Linked DNA regions of Homo sapiens: regions 2 and 3 are each linked to region 1. A link is a loop called in an ENCODE intact Hi-C map of the cell type or tissue named here. Cell type or tissue: dorsolateral prefrontal cortex. All regions are shown on one strand.

What was found. A loop is a pair of places that touch in the nucleus more often than their neighbours do. Peaks named below come from ENCODE experiments on the same cell type or tissue, not always from the same donor. Only the 100,000 strongest peaks of a DNase experiment are listed, where the experiment ranks them.
Region 2: it touches region 1 in a loop (6-fold over the local background); 12 of 110 quality-filtered maps call a loop at or near these places.
Region 3: a loop joins it to region 1, with 11 times the contacts of the local background. A loop is called at or near these places in 60 of 110 quality-filtered maps.

What each region holds. Positions count from the first base shown.
Region 1 is chr3:181,322,210-181,330,209 of GRCh38, reverse strand. The region is part of intron 3 of SOX2-OT (SOX2 overlapping transcript); the gene reads right to left. Among named protein-coding and RNA genes, the nearest start is that of SOX2-OT, 270 kb to the right of the region's middle. In dorsolateral prefrontal cortex, CTCF peaks have their summits at 3,186 and 3,385 (motif pointing left); no DNase peak of the experiment used is centred here; H3K4me3 peaks cover 2,898 bases; H3K27ac peaks cover 3,616 bases.
Region 2 is chr3:181,559,644-181,567,643 of GRCh38, reverse strand. It overlaps SOX2-OT (SOX2 overlapping transcript), which reads right to left. Exons shown (of 7, transcript NR_075092.1): 4 at 3,716-3,924. Among named protein-coding and RNA genes, the nearest start is that of SOX2, 150 kb to the left of the region's middle. In dorsolateral prefrontal cortex, a CTCF peak has its summit at 3,255; a DNase peak (open chromatin) is centred at 5,923; H3K4me3 peaks cover 5,292 bases; H3K27ac peaks cover 7,763 bases.
Region 3 is chr3:181,697,997-181,705,996 of GRCh38, reverse strand. SOX2-OT (SOX2 overlapping transcript) reads right to left here. Exons shown (of 7, transcript NR_075092.1): 6 at 6,114-6,399. Among named protein-coding and RNA genes, the nearest start is that of SOX2, 9.9 kb to the left of the region's middle. RefSeq lists an enhancer at 707-1,208. In dorsolateral prefrontal cortex, CTCF peaks have their summits at 3,482, 3,686 (motif pointing right), 5,145 and 5,353 (motif pointing right); DNase peaks (open chromatin) are centred at 1,616, 3,756, 5,386, 6,330 and 3 weaker places; H3K4me3 peaks cover 8,000 bases; H3K27ac peaks cover 8,000 bases; H3K27me3 peaks cover 7,197 bases.

The sequences.
Region 1 (8,000 bases):
TGTATCATATTTGGAGAACAACTTGGCAATATTTATCCAGATTTAAAATGCATGTGCCCCATGAGCCAGCCATTTTACTTTTAGGAATATATACTGCAGTTGCATTTGCACTATTGGCCCAGAGATATTAACAGCAGTATTACTTATAGAAGCAAATCACTGGAAATATCTCAAATGTCTTTTAGTTTGTACCAAGCACCATTAAAATACCTCTGGAGGGCAACGTGAGGAACTGGTCAATCTAAGGTGCTGCATTAAGGGACCAGATTCAGGAGTTAAGATAGTAAATGAACTACTTTTACTATACACGTTTCTGTGCATTTTGATTTTTAAAAAAGAATGTGTATTGAACAAATAAATCCACTAAAACAAAAACACCTTAAGGATGCTTTTGGAGTTTCAGAGAAGAGAACCAAGGAAAAGCAGCCATGAAATTTTCAATTTCTTTCACAGAACGGATAGTTCCAAGGATTATAAGGATACAACGAGAGAGGACAATCTGGAAATAAACCTCAGGATTATATGCTAAATTTGTTGTGCTTGCTGGTTTCCTATCCTGTGTCATATCTTCTTAAAAAAGAAGGACTAAATTTTGCCTGTCATAATGTTAACAGCACTTCCCTGTTTCAATATGAGAAATTAACTCGCAATGGTAATAGAAATAGTTCAAATCATTTAACTTACCAAAGAGCTATAATCATTAACATTCTTTAGGCTGTGTTCCATACAATCAAGAATACTTTTCTATTTTCAAAACCTCATTCACAACCTTGGTAAAAGCTTCCCATTGTAAGGCCATGACATCTAAGGCACCATATTCTTATCTCCATTACTATACAACGTAAGACTAGTGGTCTTATAAATTCCTCATGTTTGCCAAACACATTACATGGAAGATCATAGTGTTAATTTGGAAAGGGAAACAGTTTTATGGCATCTAAAGGACTGAAAAAATTATCTCTAATCCTTTTGGGAATCAAAGAGGCAATAAAGTGAAATTGAGTGCAGAAAGACTCACATTGTAAATCCATTTACTACCAAGCCTTGTTTACACAAGGATTTATTCGTGCCAGTAACTAGTCACCAAAGCTTAATGGCATGACTTTACCAGAATTTCATTTAAAGAAGTGTCTGTTATTTTTTCACAAATAGTGTTCAGCTGATTAAAGCCTAATTACACACATTGAATTAAAGGTGTGAGTACATAATAAAATGTTCCAGCTAAAAGGAATCTGTGCTGGTGTTTGATTTCCAGCTAGTAATTTGGCTGGAATAAAATGGAAACAAGAAAGCAGAATTGTTTAAAAGGTGCAGTTTTATGACAACACGCATTTCTAAACTGGAAATAGAAATACACAAAGATACCATGCACTTTTTAAGTGGGATGTATTGAAATCTAAAACAGCCTTTTCTATTATCCAACATTTATGATAATAATAATAATACAAACCACACTCACAGTAGCCAACAGCCAGAAAAAAACATATTTCCATTTTAACGCCTTTAGATGATCAAAGCAGCAGCTTAATATAATCAGCTGAAATCCATTTACTCGAGAGCTTGCCACTGTGCCCAGGGACTGCTTTCCCTTCCAGCCCTATCTATTCTGGAACAGGTGCTATACTAGTAAATTAATTAGTCTGTGGAGAAGCACCTTGTTCTCCATCTCCGCAGGCCTCTTGTGGGTCAGGGCCTTGAGGACTTCGCCATCTGGGCAGAGTTTCCCCCAGAGAAACAATCAAAGCCCACAGATTGCAGCCTACAGAGGAAGGTTCAGATGACAATTAACCTTATTAGGCCTCATTTTTTACAGTTTATAGTGTGTCAACATGTTGGCTCCGTAAATAATCTGCTACATCAAATAGGTGAAAATACATGTCTTCTCTCTTTGTTAAAAGTTTTAAAGTCCTCTGGAAAAGAAGTATGATATTCAAGGGAAATGGTGTCATTTATAAATATACAAATGTTGGGATTATTGAGTAGGAATCTAGATAGGCTCTAGATTCCACATAAAATTCATGAAAAAAACTAGCATCCATTTCTGCTGGATATAAATTTAAGGGGGGTGCTCAATTTCTTTACCAGATCTTTCAAGTTTTTCTGTCTCAGGCTCAATGCCTCCTACGTACGTGGTCTTGTAACATCTGGCTAACTTCAGAAATATATGTTTCCTTTCAAAAATTACACTTTTGCTCCTTTCTCCAACTACAGTTATACACATAAGATCCTGTTGTCCTAAGAATACAAAATAAAACCAATCAAGACAATTAACATCCACAGCTTGTCACAAAATCAACAGATATTTAAGCCTACATTTTTAATCAAAGTAAGCCTAATTAAACACTTCACAAATGACTTTGCAGCCTGGCACAAAAAAATGCCACATTTTAAAAAGTCCTTAAACATAACGTAAAAGAGAGTTTGCTAACAGATTATCACAAAGATTCTTGTGCGAAAACGCCAAGAGTTCTTATTTACGTTCTGTTCTTTAATTGTTGACAGGGTTTACTGGGTCCCACCATCTCTTTCAATTCTATGACATAATTCGGAGTTAAGATTTTAAACTTGGGAAAATAGGCCCTCCCTGTTGGCTCCTCCCTCTTTTGCAGCTTCCTTAGACAGCTACAGTAGGACCTCCCAAGTCACCACTGGGTTAATGATGTGTTTGGAAGCTTGCTGACAGTGTGAACAGCTTTGTCTTCTCACATATCCCCTGTGTTGATTCACGTGTAAGGTGAAAATATTTGCAAACTCAAACTGTTTGACGTTAAAGCCCAGGAACTCATTTGATTCTGCCTAAAGATAGTTCTGTGGAAATAGAAGTAATGGAGGGAGAAGAAACTTTTCATAAAATGTAGTTTTTATAGCTTTAGAAAATATCACACTCAATACTGCCTTTCTCATTTAAAACAAATTTCTACTGAAGCTACCTTTCAAATTTGGATATAATGTGTTTAGCTTGGAATTTCCCTAGTCTCCTTACAAATGCTTTTATTGTGAAAGTACAAAAAATGAAGTTTGAGATTTAATGGCTACTTTACTTGCCCTTCTACTTTTGGTCAGAAGAAAATCTGGAAACAAGAAACATAAAAGAATTCCCTTAACATATATGAGTGTTCTTATTTACCACGTTTGGTTATTAAATATGTATTTGCCATATCCATTAATAAGTATTAGCTTGTATCTAACATTATTACGATTGTTTTTAATTATGACTTCTTATTGTGATTATATATTGGCAAGAATAGTTGTGATGGAAAACTCAAAGAATTATTCATTAACAGAAATATTAAGAACTTGAAGCTGAGAGTGGCCCATGAAGTTAAGGTGTCTATCCTGATATTGAAGAAAAGTTTAGAACAGCCTCTGACAAAACAGTGCCCTCTAGTGGATATACAAACACCTGGAGTCAAAGCAATTCTCTCACATGAAGTGGGGTCAGGAGTTGGGACTCTGGGGGCATAAAGATGTCTTACTATTACTGCATTAAGAGTAGCAACTAGGGTAATCCCAAAGACAAGAAGGACATGCGTCATTCATACAGTAAGCATATGTTGAGGGCCTACCATGTGCCAATACTGGTGCTAAACACATTGGTTAAAGATGAATAGAAGAGCATCCCTGCCCTCAAGCTCATAGACTAAGATAATCACATTTAAGCAAAGAAAGCATGGAAGAAAGAGAAGTAGAAAGATGGGAAGAGAAGCTAGGTTTTTAAAGGAGGGAAAAAAAATTGAACATTTTCATACTGGCTGTTGTCAAAAAGTGCTAAATCCAACCAACCAAGCATTGAAGTAGTTCTTGAATACCTATGATAGGCCCACCCTCAAAATTAACTGTTAAACCTAGCAGAAGATAAAACTAGATAAACTGTGTTTCCCATAACCCAGGAACTTTCTGTATTACTATCATTTAGAAAGAGCCTAAGACCTTGATATCAGCAAGATCAGGGTTCATATAGTTTGATGAATCTTCAGGAGCAAGGGAAGAGGACATTTCAGAGTTCATAATGCTCCCCAAGATGCTCTCCCATGAGATCATTCCATGCACTCTGACAGAGGTGTATAAGAGTTGTAGTGGCTGGGCATGAGAGGATCAACCTCAAACTTGAGACTGTGCATAATCACTAATTGGAAACACAAAATAACAAATAAAGCACAGATCATTATGTCTTCTTCAGCATTAATGATATTCTATTTTCACCTTGAGTCCTATAAAGCACATCATAGTAATATGTACTTTGAGGCAGTATTGCACACACATATTTTGTTATATACCATTGAGTCATAGATGCCCATGGTGTTATAATAAAATGAAAGGAATGAAGTTGCTTTGGTGAACAATCAAAAGACACACAGGTCCAAGAGAATCAGAAAGAAAATAAGTGACAAATTTAAAGGGTAAACGTTTCCTCTATGATCCTCAATAATAAAAGCTTTTATTACACTCTAGCTTGATTAATTATTCCACTTCCCATGTGGCTGCACTGAACTCTATACATATTTTCATCACAATACCTATTACACTGTAATGCACTTTGTTTATATACCTGTCACCTTTTACCAGACAAATTTCTCAAACCTCCTTGAAGCCAGGGACTATGCTATCAGTCATTGTATCCTTACTTTCCTATTATTTCTAGAATAATACCTAGCACAAAATAGTCACTAAATTAATATTTAATGGTTCATTACTATTCAAAATATGTAATATGTTGAAAGGAATATATTATATCATCATCCAGATTTTGCTGGATAGAAGATGATAGGCAGATCAGGGCCCAGATACTACGCTTTTCCCACAGTCTGCAACCTGCAGACCAGGAGACTCCCTCAGGTGCCTACACCAGCAGGGCCCTAGATTTCAAGCACAAAGCTGGGCAGCCATTTGGGCAGACACTGAGCTAGCTGCAGGAGTGTTTTTTCATACCCCAGTGGCATCAGGAATGCCAGTGAAAGAACCATTCACTCCCCTGGAAAGGGGGCTGAAGCCAGGGAACCAAGTGGTCTGGCTCAGCAGATCCCACCCCCACGGAGCCCAGCAAGCTAAGATCCACTAGCTTGAATTTCTAGTTGTCAGCACAGCAGTCTGAAGTCCACCTGAGTTTCTTGAGCTTGGTTGGGGGAGGGGCGTCCTACCATTACTGAGGCTTGAGTAGGAGGTTTTCCCCTCACAGTGTAAACAAAGCCCCCAGGAAGTTTGAACTGGATGGAGCACACTGCAGCTCAGCAAAACCACTGTAGCCAGACTGCCTCTCTAGATTCCTTCTCTCTGGGCATGGTATCTCTGAAAGAAAGGCAGCAGCACCAGTCAGGGGCTTATATATAAAACTCCCATCTCCCTGGGACAGAGCACCAGGGGAAGGGGTGGCTGTGGGTGCAGCTTCAGCAGACTTAAACATTCCTGTCTGCAGGCTCTGAAAAGAGCAGTGGATCTCCCAGCACAGCGCTCAAACTCTGCTAAGGGACAGACTGCCTCCTCAAGCGGGTTCCTCACACCCATGCCTCCTGACTGGGAGACACCTTCCAGCAGAGGTCGACAGACACCTCATACAGGAGAGCTCCAGCTGGCCTCTGGCAGGTGCCCTTCTGGGGAGAAGCTTCCAGAGGAAGGAACAGGCAGCAATCTTTGCTGTTCTGCAGCCTCCGCTAGCGATACCTAGGCAAATGGGTCTGGAGTGGACCTCCAGCAAACTCCAGCAGACCTGCAGAAGAGGGGCCTGACTGTTAGAAGGAAAACTAACAAACAGAAAGGAATACCATCAACATCAACAAAAAGGACGTCCACAAAGAAACCCCATCCGAAGGTCACCAACATCAAAGACCAAAGGTAGATAAATCCACGAAGATGAGGAAAAAGCAGTGCAAAAAGGCTGCAAATTCCAAAAACCAGAACCCCTCTACTCCTTCAAAGGATCACAATTCCTCGCCAGCAAGGGAACAAAACTGGATGGACAATGAGTTTGATGAATTCACAGAAGTAGGCTTCAGAAGGTGGATAATAACAAACTCCTCCAAGCTAAAGGAGCATGTTCTACGCTAATGCAAATAAGCTAAGAACCTTGGAAAAATGTTAGATGAATTGCTAACTAGAATAAACAGTTTAGAGAAGAATATAAATGACCTGTTGGAGCTGAAAAACCAGCACAAGAACTTCATGAGGCATACACAAGTTATCTATAGCTGAATCGATCAAGCAGAAGGAAGGATATCAGAGACTGAAGATCAACTTAATGAGATAAAGTGTGAAGACAAGATTAGAGAAAAAAGAATGAAAAGGATGAACAAAGCCCCCAAGAAATATGGGACTATGTGAAAAGACCAACACTATGTTTGATTGATATACCTGAAAGTGAAGGGGAGAATGAAACCAAATTGGAAAACACTCTTCAGGATATTATCCAGGAGAACTTCCCCAATCTAGCAAGGCAGGCCAACATTCAAATTCAGGAAATACAGAGAACACCACCAAGATACTCCTCGAGAAAAGCAACCCCGAGACACATAATTGTCAGATTCACCAAGGTTGAAATGAAGGAAAAAATGCTAAGGGCGGCCAGAGAGAAAGGCTGGGTTACCCACAAAGGGAAGCTCATCAGACTAACAGCAGATCTCTCTGCAGAAATCCTACAAGCCAGAAGAGAGTGGGGGCCAATATTCAACATTCTTAAAGAAATGAATTTTCAACCCAGAATTTCATATCCAGCCAAACTAAGCTTCATAAGCAAAGGAGAAATAAAATCCTTTACAGACAAGGAAATGCTGAGAGATTTTGTCACCACGAGGCCTGCCTTACAAGAGTTCCTGAAGGTAGAACTAAATATGGAAAGGAAAAACCAATACTAGCCACTGCAAAAAGATACCAAATTGTAAAGACCATCGACACGATGAAGAAACTGTGTCAATTAACAGGCAAAATAACCAGCTAGCATCATAATGACAAGATCAAATTCACATATAACAATATTAACCTTAAATCTAAATGAGCTAAATGCCCCAATTAAAAGACACAGACTGGCAAGTTGGATAAAGACTCAAGACCCATTGGTGTGCTGTATCTCACGTGCAAAGACACACATAGCCTCAAAATAAAGGGATGGAAGAAACTTTACCAAGCAAATGGAAAGCAAAAAAAAGCAGGGGTTGCAATCCTAGTCTCTGATAAAAACAGACTTTAAAGCAACAAAGAAGAAAAAGGACAAAGAAGGGCATTACATAATGGTAAAGGGATCAACACAACAAGAAGAGCTAACTATCCTAAATATATATGCACCCAATATAGGAGCACCCAGATTCATAAAGCAAGTTCTTATAGACCTACAAAGAGACTTAGACTCCCATACAATACTAGTGGGAGAATTTAACACACCACTGTCAATGTTAGACAGATCACTGAGACAGAAAATTAACAAGGATATTCAGTACTTGAACTCAGCTCCGAAATAAGCGGACCTAATAGACATCTACAGAACTTTTCACCCCAAATCAACAGAATATACATTTTTCTCAGCACCACATCACATTTATTCTAAAATTGACCACATAATTGAAATTAAAACACTCCTCCACAAATGAAAAGAACAGAAATCATAACAAACAGTCTCTCACACCACAGTGCAATCAAATTAGAAATCAGGATTAAGAAACTCACTCAAAACTGCACAACTACATAGAAACTGGACAACCTGCTCCTGAATGACTACTGGGTAAATAACGAAGTTAAGGCAGAAATAAAGAAGTTCTTTGAAAGCAATGAGAACAGAGACACAATGTACCAGAATCTCCAGGACACAGCTAAAGCAGTGTTAAGAGGGAAATTTATAGCACTCAATGCCCACAGAAGAAAGTGGAAAAGATCTAAAATTGACACCCTAACATCACAATTAAAATAACTAGATAAGCAAGAGCAAACAAATTCAAAAGCTAGCAGAAGACAAGAAATAACTAAGATCACAGCAGAAATAAAGGAGATAGAGACATGAGAAACCCTCCAAAAAATCA
Region 2 (8,000 bases), 240 kb before region 1:
TGTGTCTTCGTGTGAAAAATTACATGTAGAATATTCTGTTGGTAAGAGTTATTTAAATTATTTACTGGCTCTTTTTCAGTTCCCTGGAAAACACGGAGGGTGCTCTCACTATTTGTCTGGCTTGTCTGGCTTTCGCACAACTAGATTTGAAAAATCATGTTGGAATGTGAGTCCAAAGCATCAAAATTTGTGAAAGCAGAGTGTTATCCCAAAAGTGTCAAGCAGCCAAATGGTACCAATTTCAACAATGGCACTAGAGTGTTTTTCTGAAAGATAGTTTCTGTTTTAAATCCCTGGTTTTTTTTTGTCCAGCATCTATAGTTGTCCCAGAGCAGGACAAAGATCCAGCAGCACCTAAGCTTTTATCTTTTACTTTCTTTGGAAAGTCACTTGACATTCCTGCTGCATTAAAAAAAAAATTTGTTGTTTGTTTATTAGACCCATTGATCGGACATAGTTTTGGGGGGTAGATTAGTATTTTATGAAAGATTACATATGTTTAGAAAAATAATAAGTACATTTTATATTTATGTACAAACACAAATCTAAAAGATCAAAGACAAGATCTAGGTTGAATATTATTCATCATTCATTCATTCATAAATATTTATTACATATATACAAGGCAGTTGGCAGGCTTTGTGAAGAAGTATATAGATGAATCAGACACAAATCTATTTTCATTTCTTCCTATTAACATTACTGAAAAATATATAGATAGCTAAATGGGGATAAAGGAAGGAAAGAAGGAGAGAGAGAACAGGAATGATAAAAACAAATGTGGCAAAATCTTAATGATTAATAAATTTTGAAATAAGTTTATAAAGGAGTGTTTTGTATTATTCTAGATTTTCTGTATATGAGATATAATTTTACAATTAAGTTTTTGAGTGTCTGCTCTGAAAAAAAAAGTAGCTCAAATACCTAAGGAACAGACAGTTTGTGAGGTTTAGGGTCCTACTCAATTGTGGGAACTTCATCTCAAGTCTCTTTACTTCCTTACCGTTTCTGAAATCATTCTTCAAAGTTGGAGTGCACTCAATAAATGTATAAACACCGAATCCTTATTTTTTTTTCCCTTTGGAATCCCAATTTCCAGGGAGTATGTCTTTAGGTCAGACCACAAAACCATTGTAAACTGCATATACAATATACAAGAGAAAATATGGAAGGGACACTGTTGTCAGCAATTGTGTGTAAGCCTCACCAACTAAAAGGCAGTGGATTTAGACTGATGATTTCTTTTGCCATCTACTATCATTTAAAACTGTCTATCCTCACTCACAAACTGTGAGCTGTTGAAAACTGGGCTTTTATTTTTCTCATCTTTATATGTCCAGCAGAGACCCTTGCATGTAGTAAGTGTTCAATTTATGTTTGTTGGCTGCATGAGTGAATTAATATAGATTCAAAGGTTTTTGTGCCTGAGATCTTCAAATTGATTTCATTTTGTTTTTTTTTTTTTTTGCACTAACACTACACCGATCTTCATGAGTCTGAGTTAGTCCCGCCTGTAAAATTTGATCTATATGATTTTTTTTATAATAGCCTTCTTAATTAGAACTGCGGTATGCAGACTATATTTAGGATATGGTATACGAGGAGTTTGTCAAAAGGAAAGCAGACTTGAAATCTGGAGAATATTAGTGGTCAGCTAATATATTTAACATGTGGTTAAATATTTAGTACGTTTGATTGTGTCTCTTTAAAATGAAAGCCTTATATTATGTATATATTTTTGAAATGACATTTGAATAAAAATATAAAAGGCATCTAAAGAGATGATGGGCACTTCTGGACTTGGAAAACCCCTCAGGTTTGATAACAACATTTTGAGTCATCTAAATTCATACTTATTATCACTTAAGTGAGCACTGATGCTGGCACTGGATCTTATACACATATTCAGATTTTTGTTTCCCTCATCATTCTGAAGGTTATCTCCCTGGTCGCTCTGAAAATCAGGTGACAACCATTTCCCATGATGCTTTAAGGGGTGTCAAACTGTCCATCAAGCTGTCACCTGACCAGTCGTTCCCATGGTTCTTTTAGACTTCCAGTATGATAAATTGAAAGGGACTATTATCTGTCTGTTGTGAAGAGGAACTGTTTGGGCTTTGATAAGATATCACTACTCCCAGGTGAGAGGCTGCTGACAGCACATCAAGGCAAAACAACACATACAAACACTGAACAGGGGAGCACACGTTTACAAACATCTGTTGTCATTATTTATTACTTTTCTTCGGCTTTAAGTTTCTGACTCATCCTTAGATAATTCAAGAACAGATATTTTGCTTTCTTACTTGCAAAAACAGTTGCAGCTCTTTTCATCTTAGGAGAAGAACCTTAAAATTGAAAATACACCTTCCTACCTTTTTGGTTCATGGCATATATGCTTTCTATCTTGCAGCCAACAAGTTCTGTGTTCCTGCTGATGACATCATTTACTTTAAAAAAGTATCTGAGAATAAATACATGTCACTATAACAAATATGTGAATTTTAGGGATAAATATAATAAAATTAATTAATTATGCCTGAGAGGTCATTATTAATGTACCACTTTACAAGAAATATGAGCTGGTTTTAATGTTAGCTTGTATTAATTTATATTTTAGAATTGATAAGGTCAAATATTTCATGAGAAATAATGTTTGTGACTTATTTTTGCAGCTTCAATTTTTAATTGCTCTGAATTATACTAATAGAAACATAAAAACTTGAATTTGTGCACAAGGAACATGAATAGAGGGAAAGATATTGTCCTCAGTGGACCAAGGTTGTAGTTAGGATTGGAATCAGGAAACTTAACTGTAAAGGCAGGGGGAAGCTTGGGAGGCAAAAGTTTTCAGACGGAAAGCTGTCTGGAAAGTAGGTATATTTTATTAGAGCTACAGAGACAATTTTACACTTAGAATGTAACTCCTTGGACATATATATCTAAATAGGAGTCAATGGAAACTTATGTATTAAGGGCTGAATTCTTGAATCTTTACTACTTGTAAACATAATTTTACTCTTTAGCAGTTATTCTCTATTTTGTGATTTGTCCTTTTTCTCTTTTTTCTCTGCTACTCTAATGACATATGCTGACAGGTTTTCCATGTGGCTCTGTGCCCTTACATGCTATCATTATATGAACAACTAAAGATGCCCTTTGGGGATCACTTGGGGAAAGTAATCTGTTGTTATTTATTGTGTTTTTTAGCAGAATAAAAGTACTGTAGTTGGTTGCTAACATCACCACCTTGTGTACAAATATTTTTTTGCATGCAGTTTCCTAATATCATTAAGCTGTATTGTAATTTCATTACATAGTAATGTAGCACTTCGATTACAGACATTTAAATAATTTTGTAATTCAAAATTGGAAAATAATAAACCATGGTTTATTTTTAGTCCCTTGTAATTAGTTAGCCAACTAACACTCCACTGAACTCATACAAGAAGCAAAAATGCCCCAGAACCCTTATAAACTGGGCATTGGTCAAAATACTCTTTCAAACAATGATTTAGGAATTCAGAGTAAAAAAGGCAAAGAAAGAATTAAATTCCTAAAGATTCATAATAATACCAATAGTACATATGGCTAGTGCCTAGGGCATCTAATTAGTGAACCCCTAATTCTAACAAATGTAATCTCTAATTCTGGCAAATCTAACTAAGGCATTTTTAGCTCACCCAATGGGCTAATATTGGAAATTACTACTTACTTCAAAGTATGATTTTGGTCTCTATCCAAAGAGTAGAACCTCTTGATAAGTTTCTGAATGTCAAACTTCTTTTTCTAGCGGCTTCTGGCATGTCAGAGCTCCACAGCAAGTTTTATAATTTTGACAGTCCTTGGCGATCAATGAAGTTGACTGGACTCCATTACTTTTCCAAACAGAAATACCTTGCAGTCCAATGAAGGAAGTAGTGGCTAGAGGGGAAAGTACCAGAATATTCAATACGTTTGTCTTAGGTCCCAAAGGAAACAAACAAATGTGTTCCCTGTTATTCTTTCTCTCACAATAAAAATTTTAGACCATTTCTAGAAAAAAGCAATTTTGCATTTGTATTTTTGTGTTACTTCTTTCAGTTTGTCTCCCTTTTGGTAAGTGAACTTGTTTTAAAATGTTACACGTTGTTGGAAAGTAGCATGGAATGCTTCTTTTAGTTCTACGTAAAGGTAAAGTTTGATTATATGGCAAAAAATTAAAAATGCTGCTAAGGATACAAGGTAAAACATAGCAATCTAAAAGAGAGAGAGAGAGAGAGAGAGAGACAGAGTGTGTGTGTGTGTGTATGTGTGTGTGTGTGTGTGTGTGTGTGTATGCTCGATAGCAATCCTATGAGGTTGGCAGGGCAGGGTAACCAGTTTTATAGATGAGCAAATCAACGATAAGGGACATGACAGGACAATGCAAGTCATACACATGTGGTAGCACAGCCAGTAAACAACTCAGTCAGTTCAGTGTTATGTCCTCTATACTACTTTTGTCCTTAGGGACTAGTACAGTACTTTAGTAATGTGGATATTAGGAATAAAGGCCATTTTGTTAGAAGTTTCACCCATTTTTCATGGAAGTCTATCCATATAGGATTCTGTTGAAAAGTCAGCCTGGTGCCATACTGTCAAACACAGAAGTAGAAATTCACCACTTAACTCCTTATGTTCTTAACTTAGAATTAAACACACAGTCATGTGAAAGGTGTTTCATTTAGCTCTAACAATAAATGAATGTGTGCACATTTATATGCATGGTAAATATGTAGAACTTAGATATGTAATGATTTATGAAGCATAAAATGAAAATTTTTGGAAATGTACCTAAAAGGAGTAAAAATCATAGACACCTCCTTGTGGATATTATTTTAGAAAGCTTCAGGCTTTCATCCTAGTGTTATTTACTTCATACTAAACAGTCATTTCAGATGTAGGATGTTTGAAGGGGGCCAACCACTTATGATCTTCATAGGAAAAAATAAACTTGCAAAGTCTTCAGAATGTCTGGTGGATGTTTTCCCATTATGTTGAATCTACTTATGTTAAGCAATGTGACCAAACTGAATACAGCTATATGTAAAACTGAGATTCATTGAACTATTCACCTTTTTGATTGATTACTCATATATCTACAATGCCACGACAGAAATGACAATATTGCCACATTTTAATAAAGATGACTTTTGAGATTACAAAAATAGAATTAGATTATATACATTTAAAAAAATCTCATTTTGATTTTTAAATTTACACAGGAAAATAAAGAGTACTACTTCGTGGAAATTGCTGAACAATTTCTTACTTTTTCCAAAAGATTCAGAGAACAAAACAGATTTCTGTAAGTCAAAGTGCAGCCAAATGTTCTCTTTGGCAAATATTAGAACTCACTTCTACGTCTGGGACATTAGGAAAATGCACTTGAATAAAGATAAAATTGAACAAACCTATCACTACCTAGAAAAGAAAGAAGTAAACAGTGGAGTTTATCTAAGCTAACTTTATTTCCCAAACTCAAAATCATAACAATAAAGTCCTTTACATGAGCAACTTTGTGACCTGAAGGAAGAGGCTGTCTAATTTCTTTCCATGCATCAAGCCAAATAAATGAAGGGAGAAAATCATTCTCTGTTGGCCTCCTGTGTAAGATTTCTTTTCTTATCATCCCATCTAGTCATATCTTTCTGCAGTCTGAATTACCCTCTTTTCCTCAGACTGGTAAGGCAGTGAAAGGATGTTTGTTCTGCTAATTAACTTTATTACCCTGATAACTCCCTGCAGCCTTTGAGGAAAACAATTACCGTTACTCCTTTTTTCCCCCACTGGCAAAAAAAAAAAAGAAAGAAAAAAAAAGAAAAAAGAAAAAAAAAGAAAAAGAAAAAAAGACTATTAATTAGAAACGAGGCCCAGGTCCCTGCCATGTTATCCTGCCACGTTCCCAGGCCCTCGAGCAGGATAGCATTACATTGTCAGTAGTAATTTAGCTCTCATCTGTCTCTGCTAATTATTGTCACATTCATCAAATTCATCAACAAAAGTGCTCTCAGAAGGATTGCATATTTGCAGTTAATACAGCATAAACTGGTATTACCCATCACCACATTTGTGATGATGAGAGGGACACAACTTATTCATCCCTAATTAGAGCAAGCTGGGTAATTAATTATGCATTCCGCCTTATTACTTCTGAGTTCCCAGATATTGTTTGTCTAAAAAGGGGGAGAAAGCAGGAGAGAGAAGCCTGAAAATGCAAAAAAAAAGGGTGATGTGTTTTGTCACATGCGCTATGCCATAATTCCCACCTGACAAACTAGCTGAATCAGTGGAAAATTGCGAGTTGTCAGCAGCAGAATAAACTGCTGTAATAGCTGATTAATGATCAGCACCTGTGACAGGTGCTGTACGGGACTGTAAACTTGGTTTGATTAACAGTCACTGGACGAATAAATATTAGTGACAGTCAGCGGAGAGCAAGTTTGCTTGTTTTCTTCCCTGTTAACAAATCGCACGCATTAAAGTTATTGATATTTCTGTCTGAGACACTCTATTTTTTTGTAGTTATCTGGCAACATTGGCAGTGAGTTTTAATGGATCGTGTTTGTTCCCGTTCTGTTATTTTATTTCAGAACTAAATTGTATTTTGACAAGATGACCTATAGGGGTTTAAATTCACCAGGTGTGGAAGAAAGACTAAAAAATAACAGGATTCACACTTGGTTTAATTTATGCTCACCTGCTAGTAATCTGTGTGTGTATGTGTGTGTGTATACATATCCACATACATACATATATTCATTATACCCATTTACATGTATGTACAATAATTATTAAGGGATATTTATGCTAAAAACCATAGTCACAAACATATAGATATGTGATGTTCGCTTGTTTTTTAGTTTTAATTGTTTCTTTCTTCCTTCCTTGCATTGGATATTTTCCCTGGAAACGTTGGCAGTGTGAGTTATCCCAACCCCATGTCTCAATCCAGAATTGAAGGGACCATTTTCCTGAGGCAGCTATTCAAAACTGCTGCCAGCTTGATTGTTTCTACTGAATTGACCAGTTTCAAACAGATTGGTCAAGAGGTGATTAACCTGTTTGAGCTAACTGGTGATTAACCAAGAGTCGAGTTATGTGCACAGGCAAGCAAAGTGTAAGTAATGAAAGGAACCCAATTTATTTTATTTTATTTTTTAAATTTATTTTTTGTTTTTAGGTCATAGTCAAAGACGCTATTTGCCTTAACTGTGGTTCTTTTGGATTCTTGAATTATATATGGAGAGATTAAAATTGTGGATTTTTGGAATCCTAAAGACATAGATTCAAATTGTGGTCCTGCTAACTAGCTGTGAGTTTGGATAAGTTACTTAATCTGTCTGATCTTTCCATTTTTGCAGTGCAATGTGAGGGCATTTCCAACTTGTATTATGCGGTTACTGAGAAGGTTAAATGAGATAATGTATGTAAAGCACCCTAGCATGGTGCCTGGCATAGACATGGCTCAATGATTAACAATTTAATTACTATTAATACAACAGTTTGAAATTGAATAGTCAGATTATTTTCATATTCTGTTTCATATGATGAACTGCTTTAACACCAATTAAATTATTTTTTTTCTCCACAGACTCCAAAATAACAATGAAAATTAAAAAGCAAAACAAGATTACGCTCATTTGTTCCTGAGTAAAGACTAAGATTAGTAATATCCCAGGGTAGTCGATATCCCAAGGTGCTACTCTAAGCTATTCAGATACTTCTTAGAGGCACAAAAGTTGCAACTGGTCAAGCGAGGTAGACTTTTTTTTTTAAATAGAGATGCCAGGACCCACCACTAGGTACTCTGCTTCTATTCATTTTGGGGAGCCCCTTGCTCATGGGCATGTTTAAAAAGTTCCTGGGCCGGATGCGTTGGCTCATGCCTCTAATCCCAGCACTTTGGGAGGTCGAGGCAGGAAGATCACATGAGGCCAAGAGTTCAAGAACAGCCTGTCCAACACAGTGAAACCCCT
Region 3 (8,000 bases), 380 kb before region 1:
TCATTTTAGAGAAAAAACAGTTGTTTTAAATTCTCCAACTGTGATTACTTCGTTTAGTTGTGACCACAACTTTTGTGGGAAAAACAAACCTACACTTTCCTTAACCTTTCTCTAGCCAGTATTAAATGACACTCCAGTGAAGGCTGGGCTACCCTTTCACTGCAAGGACAATTTACCAAGCAGGGAAAACCTCTTTCCCTTAGCCTGGCCCCTGCCACACCGCATAAATGGAATTTAGTCTTCTTTCTTCTGGAATCTTATGGAACATACTGCTACTGTGTTATCCACAAGTTCCCTTTCCAGAATTACAGTTGGACTCAATACAAACCACAAAAGTGATAAAATCTCAGAGGGCTGATGTGTTTGGCACCCAAAAAAACAAGTTGGGGAAAGAAATTAGATCTACGTAACATGTGAGGGACAGACAGGAATACTATCAGAGGAAAAGGAAGAAAGCTTTCACCTGTGGCATGAAAAGAAGTTAAAGCAAACCATTGGAAAAAAAAAGTCATCCTACAATCACCATCATCCCTAAACGAAACTATTACCACTTTTTTCAAAGATCTGCAGCTGCGGCTTGCCCTGGAAAGTGCTCTAAATCAAAGTGTACACCCATCCTGGGCGGGCTGGCATCCTCAAGGCCTCCCATTGACATCTAGAACCCTCTCCCAAAAGCTATTCCGGCCTCAAAAGAAATGCCTGAGAAGTCGGCCTTCCCAGGGGCCCACTTCTGCTTGCCCCCAGCGCCCCTCTTCCAGTCCTGGCTCAGATGGAGTTGGGTTTCCAAACCCATCCCAATGGAATTCTCAGATCGCTGGCCTGATAATCTTTAAAGGCTCCTTCGGAGCTGGGGCTCTGACTTTTATCTTCCCTCCCACCCTTCTTCCCTTTTTGCTGGCTCTCCCCACTCCTTTTTCGTCTCGCCCCACCTCCCCTCCTTAATTTGAAGATCATTGACACGATAGGCTGTAATGAGTCCTTCAGAAACTGTTATGATCTACAGTGACAATCTCTGCACCTAATTCACAGATTATTGACAAGCACCGTGGGCTCAATGGTGTCAAGTTGTACTTGTGGTTTCAACACCCCGCAGCAACCCACGTAGCCGCTGGGCCCTGGATTAGGACCCCCAGTCTGGCAGTGCTTATCTGCCCGTCTGAGTGATGGAGAGATGAGTATCAGTCTATACCTCAACTGCTTCAAGCCCGCCTGGGCTTTCTCCCTGGCGCCTTTGTCTGTGTCAGGGTTGGAGCAACGAAACTGAAAGATCTCCAGAGTTTGAAAACAGAGTGAAAGAGCAAATTTAATAAATGAGAGCTCAGCCTTGAATCTTAGTCTTTATTAATAGAGTCATGTCCCTCACACCCAAATAACTATCAAACTTCAAACCACATGTACTGTTTTTCAGAGTTCGGGTTCTTTCCTGGGTTCATCATGAAAGGTGTGAGGGATGAAGGGGAAAAGGGTCTGAGGAGTTGGCAGGGTCTCAGTGGGCCTAAGCTAAGTGGGCCCATCCGCCTGGATAGTCCTCAGAATCCAGCAAGATTGGTTACTTACAAAGCAGGGCGCCCAGCCAACCCGCGCGGGCTCAGGCCTGGACGCTGGGACAGGAGACCAAAAATGCCCGCCCCGCCCCTAAAGGGCGCTTTGCCGCCGCGGAGAAACGCGGCCCGTTGCCAGCCGCTGCGGTTTTCCCTGCTACTAAGGAATCAAGTCACTCGCTGCCCCCTCCTCAGCCCTCAAAGATGGAGGGGCTGCCTTCCTGCTGGCGGCCTTGGGGAGTGGGATTCGGGCAGGTGCTGGGGCCCCCTGGGACCACAGAAATAACACTGCGTCGGGAGAGCTGGGTGGCATTCCCAGGCCTGGGCCACCCACTTGTTTAGCTCTCTTTCCTCAACTAGGGGTTATGCTTTCTCCATGGGCCCTAGAAAGTTGGGCACTCGCTCCCGGCACGCCCACCCGCCCTCAGCCAGGTGCGGCTTCTCCCTCCTGCCTTCACCCAACAACCTGCTACCCCACAGGCTGGGATCCCTGGGTGCGGAACGGGGTGGAAATCTCCAGGACTCTGCTATTGCACGTTCGACATCACTTCCGAATAGCAGGCATATACTCTCTTTCTGGCGTCGCCTCCAACATTTTGCTGGCTTTGGCCTCCCTACCCCACGGGCTGCGGGAACCACTGAGCAGCCTTCGGACCTCGGCTGTCAGCGCACCGTTTCTTACCTTATCGGTTGGCGCGGGTTCACAAAACTAGCACCGACTATATTATTTCTGTAATGGGGACAAGCCTTTTGGTAGAGCAAAAGGTGGGGGTGCTGTGGCTGGAATCCCGCTTGCCTGTCTTTTCCATAGAATTCGGGGTAGAGATTTTATCAAAAGGCTTGATTCTTCTCTCCTTCCATTGCATCTGAACCTACTTACTAAAAAACCTAAGCCGAGATCTAATTCTGGAACCAGATGGAGAAGTCATCTCTCATCGCACTAAATAGCAATTCCCCTTGAAATGTTATCTCGAATTCGCTAATTTTGGGAGGTGGGAAGAATAAACATAAAGGTATCATAAACCTTGCATAGCCATAGTATTCAATATTTTAAAAAGCCATTCTTTTATGAAAAATTAAGCCGATTTCCGTCAATAAGCAAACTTTAAAAACGCGATCTCTAAACTTCTTAAGGGTAAAGTTAAAATCAATAACCATAACCCTGAAGATGTAAATCTTAAAACATCTTGTTCATTTAGCACAGTAATTATTTCTATTTGATTTTAAACAATTAAGCAAACCCACATTTCCCTATTGTTTTAAATTCAGAGGATGTGCCATTTTTACAGTTTCTCTTTCTGAAATAATTCAAAGGCTACTTTTGCCCTCACTTGCTGACCAAAAAGAAGAAGAAGAAATAATAATAATAAAAAAGGCAAAGCTCTTTATTATGTAGACAGGTAGTTTTTTGGAAGTGTAAAAATACTCCCCCTTCCCTAGGATAATTTGGATTCCTGGTCAACGAAATGCTGAATTTCAAAGAAAACCTTCCCTACCATTGGCACACCTTCCCCGAAATCCTACGGCTAAGATGAAAGAAAAAAGATACCAGGCACCTGTTTCTTAGCCAGTATGTGTTTCTTAGCCAGTATCTGGGAAGGAAAAACTTTGACCAGGATTGGTCTAGGGGATGGGAAACACTCAAAGAAGAGACTGGTCTTTTAATTATACTCTGGAAATAAACACATAAAAGCAAGTTATTTCGTTTACTCGAAGGCTCAGTTACGATACTTGCAGGACCTCTGAGGGCATTCAAGACGCTGCTGACAACGTCAAAACAGCAAGCAGCAGCATCTTCCGTTTAATTTTTTGAAATGTGGACAAAACGGAGGAAGTATACTTTGCTTGATTCTCCACGGCTACAGAAAAATGCTTTGTTTTTCGTCACTTTTCTTTACCTGTTTTACCATCGCAGAACCTTTCAAAAGAGTTACAAAACCAAACCGGGTGGGGGATGGCTGGGATGTGAGGAGGACAGTCTTTATTTTTTATTGAATTAAAATTGTAGTATCGCCTCTTTAGTTTTTTATTGAGTTAATATTATATTATTTTTCAAGGATATAAAAATTTGTTTTCGCATCCCGTTTCTTTTTTGGAGGGCAATAAAAGAGTTTTCTCTAACCCCAGAGCAGGATTCCAGCGATTTCTGGGACTGGCGCTGCGCAGCTCCTACTGTGTCCAACAGGGGGCGCTGGGCACGAACCTGCGCAGCGGCTCAGTGCCGCTTCACATCTGAGTCGGGTTCCAGCCCCGGAAGGCGAGAGCCGCTCGCGGGGTCGAGTACAGAGCTTTAGTCTTCGTGGATAAAAAGAGATTAAAGGCTAAATTCTTTTTTGGGGATATGTGTGTGTGTGTGTGTGTGTGTGTGTGTGTGTGTGTGTGTTGGTGTGTGTGTGTGTATATGTGTGTATGTGTGTGTGCGCGCGCGCGCATGGGGGGGTGGTTATCAATTTTAACCAACTACGAAAATGCAGAGCTTTTTATCCTTTGATGTTCTCATAAAGAAACTCCTATCGGATGAGAAATTACACGGTTTCTGAGCCAACACTGCAGCTATAGTGTGGGGGAAATTATTTAATTAAAAATATATTTTTCCATCTGTTCACATGATCTTTTTAGAAGTACTTAAAAAGCTGACACTGATCCCTTTGGCCTGTTAACCTTGCCCCCAGTTTCAAATACTTTTAACTATATCGAAGGCCTTTCTATTAATTTGAAGGAGAAAAAAAGGAGACCTAAATATTTAAATCACCCCTAAATAGTTACTCCTCTGCACTCCCCCGTCCCACCCTTTCTTTAAACAGGGGCTTTTATGTGAGTGACACATTTCACACTTCCGATTCTGCAAAGCCAGGTATAAATGACAAGGAGCGGCTCTAAATAATAATAATAATAAAATCTAATTTGGGACTACATAACACCCAAGTAGAGTAGAAGATCTAAATAAAATTGTAATCCACCCACCCACCCCCCCCCAACCCAACTTAAAAAAAAAAAACCCTTCACCTGTATTTAAATAGCGTGTCTTTAATTACAGCAGTTGGGGATGCATGAGGCTGAAATGAAATTAGCAGTCATTACCAGTCCTTTAACTCTGTGGTGCTTTTGATCAGCACTAAATTAGCTTTCCAGTCCTAACAAAGACTCTACAGCAAGCAGTGGGCTGTAAATAAGACAGCGCGACCTGCCCTCAACACCTTTTCTCTTGTCAATCATAGCTCTATCATTCAGCCCAAGATTAACCTTTATCTATCAAATTAAAAAAAAAGAAAAGAAAAAAGAAGGAAAGAAAGAAGAAAAAGAAAAAAGAAAAAGAAGGCGGGAAGGAAAGCCCCCTGACCACCACATGTCGCAATAACAGAGGTTCCCAAGAGCCCCCTTAAAAGTGTATTATAATGAGCCCATGTCAGAATCTGCAATTTCCAAATCATCCCTTCCTACTCCACCCCCTACACCTCTCGAGTATGTTAGAAGAGTCAGAATGCTGTTCAGGTAGGAAACGAATCCTACACCCTCTCCCCCGCCCGCAATGGCTAATTGGGCGTGGACCACCCTCCATAAGTCAATTTGCCATTAGCCTGTCCTCTTCTATTAGTCTAACAAGATTTAGGGAGAGGAGGGGATGTTTGAGGAGGAAACACTGGTGAGTTTAAGACATATATATATAAGTTCCTAGGCTGAAAACAATCAATTTACTCCACTAATAGTCTCTAGTTTCTAAGTCTGCGGAGGAAAAAAACCAACAGCAATAACAAAAACCCAGCTGCTTTTCCCAGTACTGCATTACGAAAGTAAAACATTGGTTCAAGTTGCCATTAGAGGGCGCCAAAGAGCAAGCCCCATCACCCCTCGCTCGACTTCCCGCAGAAACCCTCCCACCTTCCAGCTTCGCCATGCTCTGTAATTCCTTCTCTCAGGTAATATTTCCTGCTTATTCTGCCCCCATGCATTTCTATCTTCCTCTATGTCAATCTCTTATAAAAAACGAGGTATCGCCATGTCCCCTTCCTCTTGTTTTGCAACTTCCCCCTACCCGTAACCACCACCAAAATAGTTAAGACGCCGATTGAAGTAGTAGCAACCCCTTAATGATATGTACCTTTTGAATCAAATCACTCTTTCCATTTAGTAACATTGGTCTGGAAGAGGTTCTTTATGGGGGTGAAATGCTAGAGTTTAACATTTTTAAGATGGAAGCCTGAATTTTTCATTAGTGGGTTTCTTTCTGGGGGCTCACAGATCTATTTCTTCAGTTTCATAGTAAAAGAAACACACCCTTGTAAGACAACTGATTAAGTTCAGTACCAAAACCGTCCAAAATAGGATGAAATAATGTCATTTCATTTCTGCATTTGTTAAATCTAAATTAGAATTTAATTCCAAAAGTTAACGCTTTCAGACTTAAATCTACCAGTGTTAAATGACTGCCACACAGGGTGTATTTCCAGATCTCTTAAAGGTCAAAAGAAAAAAAAAAAAAAGAAAGAAAAACAGAATGAGTGGGGAAGAAAGTGAGGTGGGGGGAGGAGTGAGCTAGCAGTGAATGTCAAAGTTGGGTTGCAAGCTACTTACATGTCCATGCCAGATCAGGGTGTTGTCTTGTAGCAGTTTGATTGGCAGGTAAAAAAGCGAAAGAACGTGAGGGCTCCCTGAGCCTCTTGTCAGCCCAAGCTTGATCACTTCTCACCGGACAGAACCAGTTGAAGGAGCTTGCAGTTCCCCTCTCGTCCTTCATCCAAGGCACCGTGAATCCATTTCGGCTTTTCTTCCCCCCAGTCTTTCCATCAGCCTCCTGCCTTCACCCACATCGCCTTACACCAGCCTCCAAGACCTAGCCTAGCTTTGCCACTGCAATCCCCTGCAACAAGAAAAATCGTTTATGGCTTAAAACCCCAAATGGCTGATTTTTTAAAAGAGAGAGAGAGAGAGAGAGGGAGAGGGAGAGAGAGAAGAGAGAGAGGGTGAGGGGGAGAGAGAGGGGGAGCGAGAAGAATGCACCCAGAGAACAACAAAAAAGTCAGTTATCCTAACACTGCTCTATCCCCCCACCGTACAGAAGAAGAATAAAAAAAAAAGCTTTATGTTTTTTCAGTGGGTATTCAAAGATAATTTGATGCCATTGTTTCTGCTACAGATGGTTCTTTTAAATACAATAACACGGCTCTTTGTGCAGGCTACCCACAATAAAAATCGAAAGCGTTCCCCTGAATAACCATTTTGTTCTCTCTTGTATGGGGCCAACAAAAGATGCCGTGAGGTAATGGGTTCTGTTTATTGAAGCCATAGAATAGGGGTTTGATAAAGATTTTTTTAAAGCAGAAGACCTTGCAAGGTCGGGCTGATCTCTTCATATTTTTTTATTACAATATTTGTCCAATAGATTATTCCTTGGTGCAGCTGCAGGTTTCCTCCTCAATTCTTAATCAGCCCAAACATCTGTCTCTTTGAGGAGGCTTTTAAAAATCTACAATTGTATCATTGGTGCAGTAACCTTATCAAACCCTGAGTTTTTAGGCTCAGTACAGGCAAAGGCAATGAAGTTTCAATTCTATTTGGTCCTGGTGGGGTGAGGCAGAGGGTTGGGGGAGAGGAGATAAGCAACCCCAGATAGAGTGACTGAAAAAAAAATGAGGCTTTACTCTCCCCCACTCTCTGGTTGGCCGTGCACAACTGTATGAGCCAGACACACAGATCACTGAGGGCTTCTTTCATCCCAAGGTGTTTCTCCCCATCTCTGCAAGACCCCGCCAGTATGCGCATGCTAGACAGGGGCTAGGCATGTTTTCTTAACATACTTGCCCTTTCCTCCAGTAAGGTCTCCAATCCTGGAAAACCTAGGATGGGAGCCCAGTGGGAGGAGTGGAACAAGCTAAAGGTTAGTCTTTAGCACCCAGAAAGTCCTACTCTTGGCTCTTTTTGATTCATCATTAGCTAGCTTTGACTCACTAATTGCAGCCATGTGAGGGACTGGTGGCCACAGCCTTCCTATTACAGCACCCTATCCCCTCAGGCTTGCTCTTACAGCCACCTGGCTTCCTCCCTCTCAGTTCCACAGAGAGCCTCCGCTTCCTCTCACAAGGGAAGCCCTGCCACCTAGACCCCCCTGAGGTCTGTATCAACTCTGAGAGAGCCTGAACACTTGGCAGTGAGGGCGCTGTGGGGGACAGTGTTAGTTACTGACTAGGTTTGTCTACCTTTCTATAGGAATTAATGCCAGGGCTCTCTGGGCCTCCAATAGCCCAGAGTGACAGTAATCCACTTTCATGACTCCTGCTCTGTGTTGTCACTTGTGGCAAGAAAATAATGTGGAAAAATGGCTTTAATCTTAAAAACATGTTTTCACTGGATTCTCTACCTCTGTCCTCCACCCAGTTCATTTCTCCCTTTCTTCTCATAAACCATTTTAAAGATAAACACACTCAAATGAATCCCTCGACTAACTGATCTCAACTTCCACTT